Regions from separate parts of the Homo sapiens genome. Here region 2 is linked to region 1. Evidence: read pairs that join two places in POLR2A ChIA-PET (ENCODE). Cell type or tissue: IMR-90. All regions are shown on one strand. Links, peaks and the distances in the headings refer to the core of each region. The heading gives the core; the rest is flanking DNA.

Region 1 (6,372 bases), core at 2,370-4,869:
CAGAACCCCAGTCTCCTGAATCCAACTGAGGTTCTACATATGAAGAGCCGGGGTCAGCTGGGCACTGTGGCTCCAGCTTGTAATCCCAGACTGGAGGCTGAGGTGGGATGATCATTTGAGCCCAGGAGTTCAAGATCAGCCTGGACAACATAGGGAGACCTCGTTCTCTACAAATAATAATAATAAATAATTAATTAATAGAGCCAGGGTCAAGTAGATGCTCACTAAGTAAGGCTCAGCTCCCCTCCTAAGTTCTGCAGGCTGTAGGGCCCTCCCAGCCAGGCAGGGATATGAGCCTGACTTCCTTTCATGCCCAGGCCAGGGACCCTGCCAAGAAGGTGGCAGGAAGCCTGGAAACCACTAGGCCTCTACTAGAGAAGAGGTGTTTGCTCTTCTTCTGTGTCCTTTCTGTGCCAGCTCCAATGTTTGCCCTTGGCAGCTGCCCCACCACCCTTGGGTTCCATGAACTGGCATGGGATAATTGCTTCAAAGGGGTTGTTGGGCCAGCTTGTGGAAGCCTTAACTCAGGAGGACAGTGTAGTAGAGTGGGAAGTTCATGAGGCTTGGGACCTGAGGAATAGATGAGCCACTGGACCTCTGTGAGCCTCAGTTTTCTCATCTGTAAAATGGACTTGGTGATCCCTGCCGTACCTTCTTCCTGGACACTGAAGATCTACTGAGGAAGGTTTCCTTTTTTTTTTTTTTTTGAGACGGAGTCTGGCTCTGTCATCCAGGCTGGAGTGCAGTGGTGTGATCTCAGCTCACTGCAAGCTCCGCCTCCCGGGTGAACGCATTCTCATGCCTCAGCCTCCTGAGTAACTGGGACTACAGGTGCCTGCCACCATGCCCGGATAATTTTTTTGTATTTTTTTAGTAGAGACAGGGTTTCATTGTGTTAGCCAGGATGGTCTCGATCTCCTGACCTCGCCCATCTCGGCCTCCCAAAGTGCTGGGATTACAGGCATGAGCCACTGTGCCCAGCCTTTTTTTTTTTTTTTTTTAAGACACGGTCTCTCTCTGTTGCCCAGGCTGGAGTGCAATGGTGCCATCTAGGCTCACTGCAACCTTGAGCCATCCTCCCACCTCAGCCTCCCAAGTAGATGGGACCACAGACACCCGCCACCGTGCCCACCTAATTTTTGTATTTTTTGTAGAGACAGCGTCTTGCCATGTTTCCTAGGCTGGTCTCAAACTCCTGGGCTCAAGCAATCCACCTGCCTCAGCCTCCCAAAGTGTTGGGATTACAGGCATGCACCACCACACCCAGCTTAAGGAAAGTTTTCCATTCCATGGAGATGAGAGGGCTCACCATTGTCACCTCAGGAGCCAGGGCCACCTGCTGTGGCACCCCAGAGAGTGGAGAAGCCTTGGCCCTTCTGTAGGTCCCAGGCAGGAGAAAGAAGGGGACTCACTGGGCTTGACAAGCTGGGGACACAAGAGGAAGTGGCAGAGATTCTGTGGGAATGGCCACAGCTAATCTGCCCAAGCCAGCCCCATCGCCACTTCCTCAGTCTGTTTTCGCCACCCCCGTTCACGTGGACGTGCACACCTCCCAGAATGCTGAGCTTTGAGTTTGGGCCTGGCCATGCTAGGGAGTGACTCACCACCCAGCACGGAGAGCCTACTCCCCAGCCTGCCCGCCAAAAGGAGCGGCCTCAGCTTGTCCCCGCTAGGACCCTTCGGGCCTCCTGCCCTGGAGGTCATCTCCCCTAGAATACAGTGTCTGTGGAGAAGACAGGCCCACCTACTGGGCTGCCCCTCTCCTCCCACCAGCTAGGGGAGCAAGAACTCAGAGGAGAGCTTCAGAGCATCAGGGAGGGGGCGCATGACTGCCTGCTGAGCTTCCAGTGTACTGGCCCTGTTTCAACATCTGAGGAGCCGTGAGCCCCTCGAGCCCTCTCTGGCCCCTGGGTTCCTGTCTGTCAAATAAGGAGTTCAGCTGATGGCTGAGTTTCTTCTGTTTCAGCATTTTGGCTCTGTGAACTGCAGGGACAATAGCCTGAGGTCCCTCCAGCCACCTCTGCCTCAGCCAGCAGGACAGGTTCCAGACGTTTTTCCAGTAGCTTTCAGGCTGAAGGGGAGCTGGGGCCACGCTGAACCCAAGGGGGAGATGGCTTCTGCTCAGTGAAGGGAAAGGAGAAGGGGCAGAAAATGAGTTTTGCTGAATACCTGCCATGTGCCAGGTCATGTATATATCCTTATATCATGTATTGCTTCTGACAGTTTGTCAGTGTTGGTATGATTACCCTGTAACTTGTCCAGCCTGTGGGACTCAAAACTCTGGGTTTTCTCTGTATTCTGCCTTTTCTGAGTATAAATTCAAGCAAGGTTTAACCCTGGATCTGCCTTAAGCCTCAGAGTCCCCATCTAAAATGAGGATCCTTGTTGTAAGGCTTAACGGGACAGTCCCCATGAAGTGTCCTATGAATTGTGCATTTAAGGAAACATGGGCTGGGTGCAGTGGCTCACACCTGTAATCCCAGCACTTCGGGAGGCTGAGGCAGGTCAATCTCTTGAGGCCAGGAGTTCGAGACTAGCCTGGGCAGCATAAACAAGGCTGCATCTTTGCAAAAAATACAAAAATTAGCCGGGCATGGTGGCCCATGCCTGTAGTCCCAGCTACTCAGGAGGCTGAGGTGAGAGGATCATATGAGCCTTGGGAGGCTGAGGCTGTAGTGAGCCGTGATTGTGCCACTGCACTCCAGCCTCAGTGACAGAGTAATACCCTGTCTGAAAAACAAAACAAAAAAACAAACGTTGTTGGCCGGACGCAGAGGCTTATACCTGTAATCCGATCACTTTGGGAGATTGATACGGGTGGATCACTTGAGGTCAGGAGTTCGAGACCATCCTGGCCAACATGGTGAAACTCCGTCTCTACAAAAAATATAAAAATTAGCTGGGCATGGTGGTGGGTGCCCGTAATCCCAGCTACTTGGGAGGTTAAGGCAGGAGAATCACTTGAACCTGGAAAGCAGAGGTTGCAGTGAGCCAAGATCGCGCTGCTACACTCCAGCCTGGGTGACAGAGGGAGGCTCCGTTTCAAAAAAAAAAACAAGAACAAAAACAAAAGACAACAAACAACAAACGTTGTGAAGAACTGACAGCAAAGTGCTGCCCACCTTAGGGGTCACTGCTGTCATCCCCAGGCAAACTGGGGCTGGATTTTTGTTCTAGCCTGTGAGGCTGGGGTCTTTTCTGATTCTGCGCCAGGAGTCGAAACCTGTCTCCAATCCAGGATGAGAAGCCTGGCTTTCTGCCCCAAGGTACCTGCAGGCCTGAGCATCTCAGGCTGGGCAAGGCAGCCCATGCTGCTGACACCCAATCCCTTGGGCTGTCAGCCTGCCCCAGGCCCTCAGATACAAAGAGATACCATTTCCCCAGCCGGGAGCGCTGCCAGCCAGGCCTGTCTAGGCAGACCTACCCGTGGAGAAAGCGAAGACAACCCCTGTGGGAGGTGGGGAGCTCAGCACCAGCCCTACAGTCAGCTCCCCAAGAAGCGCCCCAGCCTTGGGGAAGGACAGGCCCCGAGGGGTTTCCCCTATGGACCAACTTGTTCTACCAGCAGGGGGCCCTCAGACTCAGGTGGGAAGTAGGACTCATGGAAATGTGGCCTCAGCTTCCATACCTGCCCCCTACAGACAAAAATAATAATAAAATAAATAATAATCCTTGCCTGAAGCTTCTGATCAACCTTCATGGCCTGGCAATAGCTCCCTTGTCCCTCCTAGAGGAAACTTGGCTCCTGGCCTGGGGATTCCCATCTCTCTGACTTCACTTGCTCTGGGCAGTTGGCTCTGTGCCCTTGGTAAGGCTTGACCTCTTCTCTCTTCCTTGCTTTGCCTCTGTTTCACTCAGTTGCCTCATGCAGGCCTTCTCAGGGGGCTCTTTCTGCAAAAGCAAGACTGGGTTCGAGAGCAGCCCTGCTGGGTCTGTGGCCCTTACCCATGTTCCATGTCCTGTCCTGGCCAGGGATCCAAGAGCCAACAGCATATCAGGCAGAAATTAGGCACCATGGGTGCAGTGGCTCATGCCTATAATCTCAGCAACTCAGGAGGCTGAGGCGGGAGGATTGCTTGAGCCCAGGAGTTCAAGACCAGCCATGGCAACATAGTGAGACCCTCTCTCTAAAAAAAAAAAGAGAAAGAAGTGAGACTCCAGCCCATGAGGTCAGGTGTTTCCTGACCTGGGGTGGAGGCTTCCCCAGCTCCCAGACTCCCTGTTCCATAGCAGGCGCTTTCTTTGCCCCACTGGTACTGGTTACAGCCTGGTCCCCAAGCCATGCCAGGCTCCAGGTTTCTCTCTGCCTTCTAAACAGTTCTGTCCGAACTTCTCCCTTCAACTCTCCTTTGCCCCTGCCATTCCCAAGAACCACAAGGAATCTTAACTACCCCTCTTTCTCCACATCTCCAGGAGCTGGTGGGGTCTCTCACTATGGAATAGGTTTGCCATAGCCCTGTTTTCTTCCGCAAACTCAGAGGCATATAGAGAAGCCAAAGCTGGACAGGGACTTTGTCAAACCTAGACCCTAACTGCGGCACAACCAGTGGCACATGCTCTGGGTGCTGCGGGGGAGGTACAGGAACCAGAGGACTCCCCCGCCCTTTGGGAGCTGAGGCTCGCTACAGAGATGAGCCAATGGCAGTGCAGGGCTGTGCACTGCAATCTGACTGCCCTGGAAAGACATTTCAAGGAAAGGCATTTAATAAAAAGAAGTCCCGAGTCTTGCACTTTAAAGACATCCACTGCCTATGCAGGATATGCTGCAGTGGGAGCAGGTCGGTGGCCCACAGGAAACGGCTCTGGGACTGTGTTGACTTCAGTCAGCACATGATGTTACTGATGCATTTGGAGCTGTGTCAACGAACCCAGGGTGTCAACATGAGGGAGGGCCACGCCTTGCTAGCCTCAGTCTGGGCCAGATCACATGCTCTTGGCTCTGGGCCTGGGTACACCAGAGTACTTCCAGAAGTCAGTGGCCAGGGGTGAAAGGTTAGGAGAGGCTGGAGCTGTTTAGCCAGGAGATGAGAAGATTCAGAAGAAGGTCAACAAGTCCCCAGGTACCTAAAGGGCTTTCAAATGAAAGATTAGACAAGATTCCACAGACCTAACCAAGCCCAGCAAAGACGAAATTCAAGACAGAGAATTTTCATGCACAGATGGCAGACAGTTCAGAGTGATTGGTGGTTAAGCTGCCCAAAGCACTATGCCACAAAGGATTCTGGGCTTGTGTCTAGGCTCATCGGGGAAGTATGTCATAATCAGTCATCACCATCTGCCGGGTGCTGACTGGGAGGTCATGCCATGAGTGTGATGTCTTTGCCACCTGCTTGAAAGTCAGCATTAGAAAGATCTTCCAAACCATTCAGGCTTTTTGAAGGTGAGCAGGTGGTCTGTATTAAGTCATTTCCCAGGACCCAAATACTCCTGTAGACCAGAGGTTCTTGATATTTTTCATGCCATGGGACTCTTTGACAGTCTGGCACAGCCTATGGACCTCTTCTTACAGTAATGTTTTAAAACGTGTAAATAAGACCAAGGATTGGGCCAGGCACGGTGGCTCACGCCTGTAATTCCAGCACGTTGGGAGGCTGAGGAGGGTGGTTCACAAGGTCAGGAGATTGAGACCATCCTGGCTAACACGGTGAAACACCGTCTCTACTAAAAATACAAAAAAAAATTAGCCAGGCGTGGTGTCGGGCGCCTGTAGTCCCAGCTGCTCAGGAGGCTGAGGCAGGAGAATGGCGTGAACCCGGGAGACGGAGCTTGCAGTGAGCCGAGATCTTGCCACTGCACTCCAGCCTGGGCGACAGAGCGAGACTCCATTAAGAAAAAAAAAAAAAAAAGACCAAGGATTACAAAAGAAGTCAATTAAATTGAAATACAGTTATCAAACACTTAAAAAAGCAAATTCGTGATATAGAATATATATAGATATGCTTTTTTTTTTTTTTTCTGAGACAGGATCTTGCTCCATCACCTAGGCTGGAGTGCAGTGGTGCAATATCGGCTCACTGCAGCCTCTGTCCCCCAGGTTCAAGTGAGTCTCATGCCTCAGCCTCCTGAGTAGCTGGGATTACAGGCTTGTACCACCACGCCCGGCTAATTTTTGTATTTTTAGTAGAGACGGGGTTTCACCATGTTGGCCAGGCGGTCTCGAACTCCAGACGTCAAGTGATCCACCCACCTCAGCCTCCCAAAGTGTCGGGATTACAGGCGTGAGCCACTGCGCCCAGCTATATAGAAATGCTTTCTACTACATTGTTATAAGTGGGTCTGACTACTGTAATGTTCATGAGTGATGAGTGTAAATGATACCTCACGATATATACAATGACTGTAATGTGATCATGAGAGTATCTGTGATTTCTG
Region 2 (6,372 bases), core at 2,508-5,007, 170 kb before region 1:
ATACACACACACATATATACACACACATATATACACACACATATATATACACACTATATATACCCACACATACACTCACATACATATACACATATAAATAGCCTATTGGTTCTGTTTCTCTGCAGAATCCTGACTAATACAGTTATAATAGCTAATTTTAAATCTTTATTAGCTAATTCCAACATCTAGGTCATGTCAGTCAGTCTCCATTCTTGAGAATTCATCAATGAAAACAAATTTTTGTACATTGTGTACAATTTTGAATAGCTTCTTGGATATTATAAATGTTTTGTTGTAGACACTCTGTATTTCTCCAAAGATTGCTGAATTTTTGGTTTTAGCAGGCAATTGATTTCGACTCAAAGTGCAAACCCTGTCACTCATGGATCTGGTTAAAATGTGGTGGCAGCTCAAATCTCAGTTTAGTTCTTTTATCCTTAGCTGAGCTGCTTTGAGTTTGCCCTCGTGTATGTGGTGTAGAGGTCAGAAAGAGATATGGGCGTAGTTTACACACAACATTTGGACTCCCTTTCTCTTTCATAGGCTCTCCCTCACTTTGTAGGGGCTGTGTGTGCCCCAAACTCTCTGGCTTTTCAAGTCAGAAAGAATCCAGTGTTTCCATCAGCCTGCCTGAGTCCAGTGTTTCCACTCACTGAAGCCTACCTTCAGGATAAAAAAGTTAAAAATAAAAAAAGTGGGTGAAGGAAAACCCATCCACTACCGTTTCCTTCTTCCAGGCATCAGATCTCTCTAGAACACATCTCGCTTTTGGTAGCTTTCCAATGCCATCAGCTAGTTGATTTTTATATGTAGAGTTTTATAGTTGCTATCTGCAGGAGTGACCTATGATAGGAGTTTACTCAGCCATTCTCAGGAGGGGACTCTGTGATTTCATGTGTGCTTACCAAATGCTGAACCTGAGGACATATGAGATAAAAAATATTAAGTCCTTTTTACAGATGAAAAAACTGAGGCCTCATAGGTCCCTCTGGCTTAAAGCTCTTCTACTGTCTTCTATCCACATCCCACTTGGGTGAGGCAGAAATGAGATGGAGTCCACCATGTGGAGACTGGGGAGGAGCTGGCAGGAAAGGAAGGAACGTGAGATGCGAATGAGCAAGTCTAAATGTGCAAGTCCTTTGGGGCCAAAAAGTTATCAGGATGCACTGAAGACTTGCACCTGGTTTGTTTGAAAGCATCTTAAGACTTCTTTCTTTCCTTTTGATTCCTTTTGAGAATTCCCTTGCATCCCAGCTGTGCTAAGCAGACATTTGCCTGGTGAAGAGCAGAACTTCAGCAGAGTCTTGTGACTACCCGAGACAGAGACAGAGACCAAAAAATGTCAAAGTGCCTCAGAGATTATCTCTCCCTATCCCCTCATTTTACAGATGAGAAAACTGAGCCCCAGAAAGGTGAAACGATTTGTCCAAGATTGTTCAAATTTTCTTAACTTCCCATCCAACGCTCCTTCTGCCAAATAAGCATAAATCCTTTACATGCATATGTGATTCTCTCTCTCTCTCGCCTGCCCACACACCACACACTACCAGCAAATATCAACGCCAATGACCCCATTGCCCTCTGATGACACCGAGGGGAGTCTGTCCATTGATGCTGTCATTCTCAATCTTTTTTTTTTATTCCATGGTACATGCAAAATATGACACAGACCCACAGATACCCAAGCACACCCCAGTTAATGCCATCCATCAATGAACTGATGATGGAGTCCAGATACGGTATGTTCTCTATGGCCTTTCCACCCCTCACCCCTCAGTCCCCCACAGCACCTACCATAGATGCGAAAGGCATACTCAATCTTCAGGCTTGGGCAGGCCTGCTCGCTGAACACAGATGCCATGCCCAGCACATCCTCAAAGGAGAACATGCCTTTGTGGGAGAACACTCTGCAGATACGGTCTCTGAAAGGGTTGACCTGTGGGCGACAGGAGGAGCAGGGAGGAGGTCTATCAGGGTCGGGGCTGTGTCTCCCTGGGTCTCTCTCATCTATTACAAACACTGTGTCCTGGGTTTGAGATGAAGACAACAGCCACAATGTAAATATCGGAGTAGATGGTGGCTCACTGAGCCAGGACCCTGGGCATGATGGGGTGCCGGGGATGAATCTTGCAGTTGGATATGTGACTTCACAAGATTCCTGCAAGGATGCCACAATTGAAGATAATGGTTATAATGCAAATGCAAATGAACAAGAGATTGTCAGAGCTGAAACCTCTCCTACTCTAAATACGAGTCCTTCTCTATGAGGTAGAAATCATGAGCATCCAGGCAGAAATAACAAGAAGTCCTGCATCAATTTTCTTGTCCTGTGCTCAGGCGGGTGCAAGGCAAGCCAACAGGCTCACTGCCCAAGCGCATAGCCAGCCAGGGAATGAGATACCAAGCTTCTTTTCCCTGGGGACCTCCCCTTGTCTTTGCTAGTAGTGATGGGAGGGAGGTGGTTGCCAGGACACCAATACACTCCTTAGATCCATGTCACATGACTTATCTGCGCGCACACACACACACACACACACACACACACACAAACCATGTCTTATAGAGACTGAAAACAGGACAGTTGATGTGGTAGCTGCTGGTAGCACGAATAGTACCTATGACACAACATGTGAGCACGTTGGAAGATGCAGAGAAAATATTGCCTAAGATATACAGAAATAAGTATTTGAACAAATTTCACACTGTGAAAGCTTTGCTAAATAGTTAAATAAAGGTATAGATTTTCTAATGTGGTTTTCCTAGATTCTGTATGTGAAAAACCACATTTCTGCAAGCCACGAAAGGAAACAGAGACATGGACTGAATAGTAAATGAATGTCTTTAATAAAAACACCATTGCTGGGGAAAAGTGAAGGTACTCATCGAGGGGGGTGGCTGCTCCAGGATGGAAAAGAATTCTGGGGTGAGGATGCAGGATGGTAACACATGCCAAATGACTTCCCTGCAGGATTTCCTGCCGGGTACTGCAGTCAGGAAGGTAAGCCCAGAAATAACTAAAGTACAGCAGAAGGCATTGAAATGGTTCTTTTTTAAAAAAGAGTTAAAATATAGTAAAACTTGGCCAGGCACGGTGGCTCAAGCTTGTAATCCCAGCACTTTGGGTGGCCGAGGCAGGTGGATCACCTGAGGTCAGGAGTTCAAGACCAGCCTGGCCAAAATGGTGAAACCCCGTCTCTACTAACAATACAAAAAAAATTAGCCGGGCGTGGTCGCGCATGCCTGTAATCCCAGCTACTCGGGAGGCTGAGGCAGGAGAATCGCTTGAACCTGGGAGGCAGGGGCTGCAGTGAGCCGAGATTGCGCCATTGCCCTCCAGCCTGGGCAAAAAGAGCAAAACTGCATCTAAAAAAAAAAAAAAAAGTAAAGCTTATACAGTGATTTGTAATTAGAAGGAAAGTAAGTATGAAAATCTTCTGAACCACATGGAGGTTTACTGCTTAGCTCTTGGAAGAGTTCTTAAAAGAGCTATCAAACTTAAAGATGAGTTATATGTTTTCCTGGCACAAAAAGACAAGTGTTCCAAATTTGCTGACCTTTCCATGATGACAAGTAGCTATTGGCAGTGTGCTACCTAGCAAATATCCACCAAAAAATGAACTCAATTTCATTTGACTTTTCAAGGTAAAGGTGACTCATTTTAGCGTTATTGCTTTTCTAAAGAAACTCATGCTTTGAAGAGAATATTTTTAAAATGGGATTTTTTGTGGTTAAAAACGTGTATCACCTATAGAAATGCTTATATTACATACCTGGAAATATAGAAACAGACTCTTCTGACCTGTTTGGATATTGTCCAAATAAAGAATGTCAGTGGATTTTGAATCCATTTGTTAAAAATATAAAAATATAATACTTTCCACTTAGTGTAAGAGCCACTGACTGATGTAAGGGAAGACAGACAATTACTAGCTTAATTTCAATTGAAAGCTTTTAATTGGTGAATGGGGTTGAAAATGAGTGCCGTGATTTAAGACATATAGCCCATGACACATTTCCTCTCTTTGGATCAGTTACGACAGCTATTAAAAAAAAAAAAAAACTGAACTAGAACCACACCTCTGAATGGCTCTAGCTCAATCTTAAAGCAAGATTTCAAAGAATAATGAAGCATATCCAACCACATTGCTTTCCCTTACAATATTATTAGCTATATGTAAACAATAGCATAGTGTAAGGAAGAAATCTTACTATATCCATTAAAGGGAAAATTGTTTGTTAAATATTTTATGTAGTTTTTAGCTTGTCCTTAAATTTTTTTATTTTGATATTATATCAGATTAGTATAGTAGTAAATGTATACAGTTTATAAATGAATATATACATATGATGAGTACATGTTTCTCATTTTTTCATATTATTGCGGGGGATTTGTGATCTAGGCTAACCTGCTCATCTCACGGATGTGGAAATGAGGCCTGGGGAAGGGGAGGGACTCAGCCAGCAAGTGGGAGAGCCGGCCTGAGACCCAGGACTCCTGAGCCTGTCCTGCCCTATTTCCACTAAGGTGCCTGGTGCCAAAAAAAAAAAAGCAAAGGCCAAGCAGTGGCCATTAAAATATAGAAAACCTTGGAAATGGATCCCTCTAAAATTCTTACTTTAATAAAAAACATTTTTTGGCCGGGCACGGTGGCTCACGCCTGTAATACCAACACTTTGGCAGGCCGAGACTGACGGAACTCCTGAGGTCAGGAGTTCGAGACCAGCCTGGCCAACATGACGAAACCCCATCTCAACTAAAAATACAAAAATTAGTAGGGCGTGATGGTGCGTGCCTGCAGTCCCAGCTACTCGAGAGACTGAGGCAGGAGCATCACTTGAACCCAGGAGGCGGAGGTTGCAGTGAGCTGAGATCACGACAGTGCACTCCAGCCTGGGTGACAGAGGGAGACTCCATCTCAAAAAAAAAAAAAAGTGCAAAAACAGAATCTAGATTGAAGTTAAAGAAATGGCTCATGGCCCAGGAGAACTCAGCAGCCGGCTAAAAATGACTCTGTGACTCTGTGACTATGAAAGTGAGAGGCACGGGAGGGGGCCACGGGACCAGAGGCTGCAGAAGAGAGAAGGTCAAAGAAGATGGAGCTGACACGGAGCAACTGGGCTTGGGAAACAGTGAGGAATCCGAGTATGGAGCAGGGGACACTGTCCCTGAGAGGATGGCAGGGCAGATGTCAGGCCGCAGGGCTAGGGCCGAGCTCACCAGAGCTGCGATTGGGTCCTGGGGACCCAGGAGTGGCTAGTATAGTTCGCTGTAAGGCCTGGCAGGCACCTGCCAGGAGAGTGTCCCAGGGCTGTCTCTGGTCCAACAAGGTGCAGCTTCCTTCTCTCCCAGGGTCCCTGTCTCAAGGGATAGTTCAGGTTATGAGCCCCCCTGAGACAGAGCAGCTCCAGTCAAAGGGGCACCGATAGTGCTGCGGGAGAGTTTCTAGGGGCCCTGGTGGGGCAGCCTCATGCCCCTCCCTGCTCTCCATCCTGAGCTAAAGGCCAGCTCAGCCGGTGTCCTCGGATCTGGTTCAGTCCAGCCCCAGGCAGACAAAACAGCCAAGAAGGGGAAGCTGAAAGAGCAAGCCTCATTAGAGATCACAGGTCCAGTTTACTGGATTCCAGATTTTTGATGCTATAACTTTAATAGTCTGAAATCTGAACGAATAAATTTGGGGACCTATCCAGAGAGTTATCATCTGTATGAAATTTCACACTTTTTTAGAAGTCTTCAATCCTCCAGAGGAGGAAGGAAGTGACAGTTGACAAAGCAATGCTTCCATTTCAAGAATAACATGTACCCTGGTTTGAGGGCGTTTTGAACAAAGGGAATACAAACATGTCAGTACAGCAATTTATACAGGTAACTCAGTGTATGATCTCCATTTATACGTGATGAAACTAAAGTAGATGAAAATAAACCCCAAATTCTGGGAGTTTTTTTGGAAATAGAAACTACAGTTTATCGACAATAAAAAGATTGCAGTCCCTGCCAAAAAAACTAAAAGTTTTCTTTTTTTAAAGATCTTCTTAAAGTTATTGAACAAGAGATTTGATTTGAAGATGAAAGTCAGAGGAAAAATATTTGGACCTAGCTTAAAAATATCTCCTCACCATTTCTCCAACTAGCGCCTAGTCAAAAAAAGCTTTTTACAGTTGCTGGAAAAAATTCACACAAAAATACGCTAGTGACTCAATGATGATGTCATTGATGCACTTGGACTTTCAAGAGCTCATTAAAAAAATCAAACAGTATTAATTTATGTAAAATTTCTCATCTCTAAATTTTCTTAATTACTAGTGTTTTTGTTTTCTTTTTCTATTTAGACTTCATTTAGTGTTTTTATTTTCTAATCATACTTTATTTTGTGA

What was found. ChIA-PET counts read pairs that join two places held together with the same protein. Peaks named below come from ENCODE experiments on the same cell type or tissue, not always from the same donor. Only the 100,000 strongest peaks of a DNase experiment are listed, where the experiment ranks them.
Region 2: POLR2A ChIA-PET joins it to region 1 with 5 read pairs; 5 of 35 experiments call an interaction of 5 or more read pairs at or near these places.

Annotation. Positions count from the first base shown.
Region 1 is chr2:26,767,674-26,774,045 of GRCh38, forward strand. All of the region lies in intron 1 of SLC35F6 (solute carrier family 35 member F6), which reads left to right. Among named protein-coding and RNA genes, the nearest start is that of SLC35F6, 6.6 kb to the left of the region's middle. In IMR-90, for the core only: a CTCF peak has its summit at 3,609 (motif pointing right); a DNase peak (open chromatin) is centred at 3,788; H3K27ac peaks cover 914 bases.
Region 2 is chr2:26,593,382-26,599,753 of GRCh38, forward strand. It overlaps CIB4 (calcium and integrin binding family member 4), which reads right to left. Exons shown (of 7, transcript NM_001029881.3): 4 at 1,795-1,936. Among named protein-coding and RNA genes, the nearest start is that of CIMIP2C, 34 kb to the left of the region's middle. RefSeq lists an enhancer at 4,787-5,287. In IMR-90, for the core only: no CTCF peak of the experiment used is centred there; no DNase peak of the experiment used is centred there; H3K27me3 peaks cover 313 bases.